Regions from separate parts of the Homo sapiens genome. Here region 2 is linked to region 1. Evidence: chromatin contacts called from ENCODE Hi-C data. All regions are on one chromosome and are shown on one strand. Each heading gives the region's core, a stretch centred on a gene start or an enhancer-like site at or near the end of the contact. The rest is flanking DNA. Distances are from core to core; before and after follow the strand shown.

Evidence for each region. Hi-C counts contacts between places; a loop is a spot of excess contacts on that map. Pooled maps may share reads with other maps.
Region 2: a pooled map shows a loop between it and region 1 (5-fold over the local background). The contact joins the promoter of P2RY8 here to the promoter of DHRSX in region 1. A Hi-C loop is called at or near these places in 2 of 37 single-sample maps with no recorded cell type and 7 of 50 pooled maps.

Annotation. Positions count from the first base shown.
Region 1 is chrX:2,499,659-2,502,358 of GRCh38, reverse strand. DHRSX (dehydrogenase/reductase X-linked) reads left to right here and starts at 1,383. Exons shown (of 7, transcript NM_145177.3): 1 at 1,383-1,542. The coding sequence starts at 1,434. ZBED1 (zinc finger BED-type containing 1) reads left to right here and starts at 1,383. Exons shown (of 2, transcript NM_001171136.2): 1 at 1,383-1,542.
Region 2 is chrX:1,535,795-1,538,494 of GRCh38, reverse strand. P2RY8 (P2Y receptor family member 8) reads left to right here and starts at 1,310. Exons shown (of 2, transcript NM_178129.5): 1 at 1,310-1,574.

The sequences.
Region 1 (2,700 bases), core at 134-2,633:
CTGGCAGGAATTGGGGTGGGGTCTGTGGTCTCAGTAGGAACTGGGGTGTGGGGTCCGTGCTTGGGGCAGGTTCTGTGGTGTCAGCAGGAACTGGGGTGTGGGGTCCGTGCTTGGGGCAGGTTCTGTGGTGTCAGTACGAATTAGGGTGTGGGGTCCATGGTCCTTACAGCTGTTCAGAGTCCTCTGTGGGAGTCCTGGTCCATAATCCTGGCATGGCTCTGGGTGGTTGTCTGGGGTTCCCTATGGGGTCCAAGTCCTTGTGGTCCCTGCTGAGGTCTGCGTGGGGTTACATGATTCTGGCTAAGATGGGGAGGGTGGTTCCCGTGGTGGTCCTGGTCCCCTGCAGGGTCTGGGTAGGGGATCTGTGATCCCATGGTGGGGGTCCTGGCTGGGGCTTGAATGGGGTTCCATGGTCTTGGCTGGAGTGTGGGGTCTTGGAGAGGCAGTCCAGCTGGGGTCTGTAGTCCTGGGGGGCGTCCTGGCAGGGGTCTGTGGTCTTGTGGGGTGCTGGCTGGGGCCTGTGGTCCGGGGGGTGGTTGTGATGGAGGTGGAGGTCCTAGAAGGGGGCCCCAGTAGGGGTCTGTGATCCTGGAGAGGGGTCCTGGTGGTGGGGGTCCCAGTGGAGGTCTGTGGTCCTGGGGGGCCCTGGGAGGATCTGTGGTACTGGGGAGTCCTGGTGGAGGTCTGTAGTCCTGGTGGGGTTCTTGGTGGGGTGTCTGGGCGTGCCCCAGTGGGGGGGCCTGTGGTCTTGGGGGTCCCAGCAGGGGTCTGGGGTCCTGGGGGGTGTTCTTGGGAGGAGTCTATGGATCTGACTTGGGTGCTGGCTGGGGTCTGTAGTCCTGGGGGCGTCCTGGCTGGGGCTGTTGGTCTTGTGGTGGTGGGGATCCCTGCTGGGGTCTGCAGTCCTGCCGGGAGGGGGAAGGGTCCCTGCTGGGGTCTGTGGTCCTGGAGGAGGTGTGGAGGGTCCCTGCTGGGGTCTGTGGTCCTGGGGGGGATTCCTGGCTGGGGTCTGTGGTCCTGGCTGGGGGTGTGTGTGGGGGGTCCCTGCTGGGGTCTGTGGTCCTGAAGGGGGGGTCCTGACTGGGGTCAGTGGTCCTGGGGGCGTCCTGGCTGGGGTCTGTGGTCCTGGGGGGGGGGGTCCTGGCTGAAGTCTATGGTCCTTGCAGGGGGGGGTTCCTGGCTGGAGTCTGTGGTCCTGGGGGGGGTGTCCTGGCTGGGGTCGGTTGTCCGCTCGGGGTCCCCAGTCCTGCAGGCGGTGCGGGATCCCAGAGGGCCCGGGCGGGGTCTGGGGTTGGGGGTTCCCCGCAGGCCGGGGCGGTTCGGGGCGGGCAGGGGGCGGTCCGGGGCGCGCGCGTTTCCGCCGTCCGTCCGGGCGGGCGGGCGCAGAGTCCCGCGGGCGGCGCGGAAGCGGCGGCGGCGCGGCCGGGGCAGCCATGTCGCCATTGTCTGCGGCGCGGGCGGCCCTGCGGGTCTACGCGGTAGGCGCCGCGGTGATCCTGGCGCAGCTGCTGCGGCGCTGCCGCGGGGGCTTCCTGGAGCCAGGTCAGCGGGGCGGGGCAGGGGTCAGGGCTCCGGGGACCCGGGTGGGCGCGGGCTGGCTCGGGGGCGGGGGCGCGGGGGCTCCGCGTGACCTTGGCGAGGCGGTGGCGCTCCCGGAAGTGGGGCTGGGCGGGGGTCGAGGTGTGGCCGGGGGTGGGGGGGGGGCGGCGTGCGCGCTGGGACCTCCCCGCCCCGCGCTTTCCGTCCCCGCCGGCTCTTCTGCGCGCCTGGCCCGGCCCGACCCGGCCCGACCCTTCCCTCCCCGCGCGTGTGGCCTCCCCGCCTGTCCCGGGTCGGGCTCCAACCAAGCAGCCCCCGTGCAGCCGCCCCCCCGCGCACCCTGACACCTCCGGGCCATGGCCGGGGACCCGGGGGCTCGCACGCCCCGCGCCCAAGACATCAGGCGGCTCTGCCTGCCGCCTGCGGTCGGCCAGTGACCGCGCGCCCCCGCCAGGCCCCGGAGGGGAGGAGCGGGCGTCCCAGGGACCTCGACCCCTACCCACCCCAGGGTAAGTGAGGATGGGCCCTTCTCCGGAGGACGTCTCCAGAGGGGGCCCAGAGGCGGCTTCTCGGGCACTGGGGAGCCACGGAGGTCTGGTGGGGAGGGCAGGCCCGTTAAGTGGCAACTTTGTTTCCTTGGCCTTTGTAAACATCTCTGAGTCACAGATCTCCAACTTTGCAGGACTCGTTCACTGTCTGAACTCATCAGTGATGACCGCCACTGTGTTTTGTGTATGCAGATAACTTCTGTTCCTAGATTTGCAGGTTCAGAATTTATTATTATTATTATTTTTTGTAATAGGAAGTAGAGATGAAGTCTTGCTCTGTTGCCGAGGCTACTCTCGAACTCCTGGGCTCAAGCAGTCCTCCTGCCTCAGCCTCCCAAAGTGCTGGCATTACAGGCACCAGCTACTGCATCCGACTAATGTTTTAAAGTTTTGTAGACGGGGTCTTGCTATGTTGCTCAGGCTGGTCTCGAACTCCTGGGCTCAAGCGATCTTCCTTCCTTTGCCTCCCAAACTGTTGGGATTACAGGTGTGAGCCACCACACCTGTCTAATGTTTTAATTTTTTTGTGTAGCAATAGGGTCTTGCTACGTTGCCCAGGCTGGTCTGAAACTCATGGGCCGAAGCAATCCTCCTACCTGGGTCCCCCAAAGTG
Region 2 (2,700 bases), core at 61-2,560, 960 kb after region 1:
GGTGTGAGCCACCAGGCCTCGACTTTTTTTTTTTTTTTGAGACAGTCTCACTCTGTTACCCAGGCTGGAGTGCAATGGCCTGATCTTGGCTCACTGCAACCTCCAGCTCCCGGGTTCAAGTGATTCTCCTGCCTCAGCCTCCCCAGTAGCTAGGATTACAGGCATCCACCACCATGCCCAGCTAATTTTTGTATTTTTAGTAGGGACGGGATTTCGCTATGTTGGCCAGGCTGGTCTCGAACTCCTGACCTCAAGTGATCCACCCGCCTTGGCCTCCCAAAGTGCTGGGATTATAGGCGTGAGCCAGCAGGCCTGGTCTTTTTGTTTGTTTGTTTGTTTTTTGGGACAGTCTCACTGTCACCCAGACTGGAGTGCAATGGCCTGATCTTGGCTCACTGCAACCTCCACCTCCCAGGTTCAAGTGATTCTCCTGCCTCAGCCTCCCCAGTAGCTGGGACTACAGGTGTCCACCACCACACCCAGCTAATTTTTGTGTTTTTAGTAGGGACGGGATTTCGCCATGTTGGCCAGGCTGGTCTCAAACTCCTGACCTGAAGTGATCCACCCGCCTTGGCCTCCCAAAGTGCTGGGACTACAGGCGTGAGCCACCACACCCAGCCTGGCTTGAGGGATTGATTCTACCATGTCTTTTCCCTGAGCAGTGGTTCAATATTCATTCATTCTTTCTCAGTGACAGATCCTTCCCTCTCAACCTCCTCCCACGAGTGACAAGAACCAACCGTTGCTCCTCACAAGCAAGGATACCAGAGCTCGGAAACCTGGTTCTCATTCCTGAAACTGGCCGATCCCCCATGGGATGTTGAGGATATGAGCCTGCAGCGCCCGTGACCAACTGTGAGAGCCGGAATGATCAGTGCCCAAGGTCTGTTCGCTTGTCACAGTCTGGCTGTGTACCAAGAGATGTCGCAATGAGCACAGCTTTAGAGTCTAAAAGGAAACGTGTTCTGTTCTTTCTTTGTTTTGTTTTGTTATTTCAGAAGAAACAGGAATCGGTTCTGGAGCATGCCACGGCTCTTCACTGCTGGTTACAAAATTTAGAAAAATCATTCTCCCTCTTTTCCTCACTCTCAGGGTTCTCTTAAGAGTAGGGCCCCCTGCGAGCCAGTGATAGGGAGGTGGGCGGTTAACGGTGCTGCCCAGAGACACAGCGACGTTACTCCAGTGGGCTCAGCCCTGCACATGAGTGTTCAGACAGTTACAGAGGAAATGTCACAACACACTTCCTTTCCACCTAAGCCTGAGTCGCAACCGTGGTGGTGCGCTGGGAGGTGGAGTTTGCAGAATTTGCATTCGGAGACAGTCGTGCCAGCCGGTGGGCCACCCAGCGAAGCGGCCGCCTTTGCAAGGTTGCTGGACAGATGGAACTGGAAGGGCAGCCGTCTGCCGCCCACGAACACCTTCTCAAGCACTTTGAGTGACCACGGCTTGCAAGCTGGTGGCTGGCCCCCCGAGTCCCGGGCTCTGAGGCACGGCCGTCGACTTAAGCGTTGCATCCTGTTACCTGGAGACCCTCTGAGCTCTCACCTGCTACTTCTGCCGCTGCTTCTGCACAGGTGAGCCGCCGAGCTGGACTTTTATGCTTGTCCTGCACTGTCAAGGGAGAAGACAGGGTCGCTGGGAGGGTCCGTGTACGGTGAGAACATGGGGGAAGACGGTGCAAACTCCATGAGGCGTGTTCTCCTCACGCTAGAGCAGACCAGGAGTGCAAATTTCCTGGGAGGAAGACTTTGCACAGCCGCTTCGTCACTTAGGGGAGAAATGCTCAAATTTTCCAGGGCTGCAAGCCACCCTTCCTTTAATAACTCATTCCATGAACTTTCAGAGGCCGAGGTGGGCGGATCACGAGGTCAGGAGTTCGAGACCATCCTGGCTAACACGGTGAAACCCCGTCTCTACTAAAAATACAAAAATTAGCCAGGCGTGGTGGCAGGTGCCTGTAATCCCAGCACTTTGGGGGACCGAGGTGGGTGGATCATCTGAGGTCAGGAGTTCGAGACCATCCTGGCTAACACGGTGAAACCCCGTCTCTACTAAAAATACAAAAATTAGCTGGGCTTGGTGGTGGGCGCCTGCGGTCCCAGCTACTCGGGAGGCTGAGGCAGGAGAATGGCATGATCCCTGGAGGTGGAGCTTGCAGTGAGCAGAGATCACGCCACTGCACTCCAGCCTGGGCGACAGAGCGAGACTCTGTTTAGAAAAAAAAAAACAAAAAAAAACTCATTCCATGAAATGCGCCTCTCTTGAGGTTAACCTTAGAGAGGGTAAGCAGCTGCGGCTGCTGCACGTAACCCATTTACGCCTGAGATTGCAGTTTTTTCAATGTTTGCAATGAGACCTTGGCGATGACCTTGAGCCGTGGGATATAAATAACTCCCAAATGCTTAGCGTTCCAATAATGGAAGAGTAAGCATAAATTAAACGGGTTTTAAAGCCCTATGGGTGCCTGGATGAGCACGGTGGCCCCTCGTCACCCCCTCGGTGCCAGGGAGACCCCAGACCCGGGTCTCACGGCCACCTCAGACCTCATTTGTACAGGTCCGCTTAGAAACCCCAATTCCTTGGGTCTTGTCAGATCTGTCCCCTAAAAAGCTGAGAAAAGGCAGAGGGAGCTGCTCTGGGAATTTCAGGCCACACACAACAAGGCCTGCTGTGGCGCTTTAGGTCCCATTTCTATAAAGG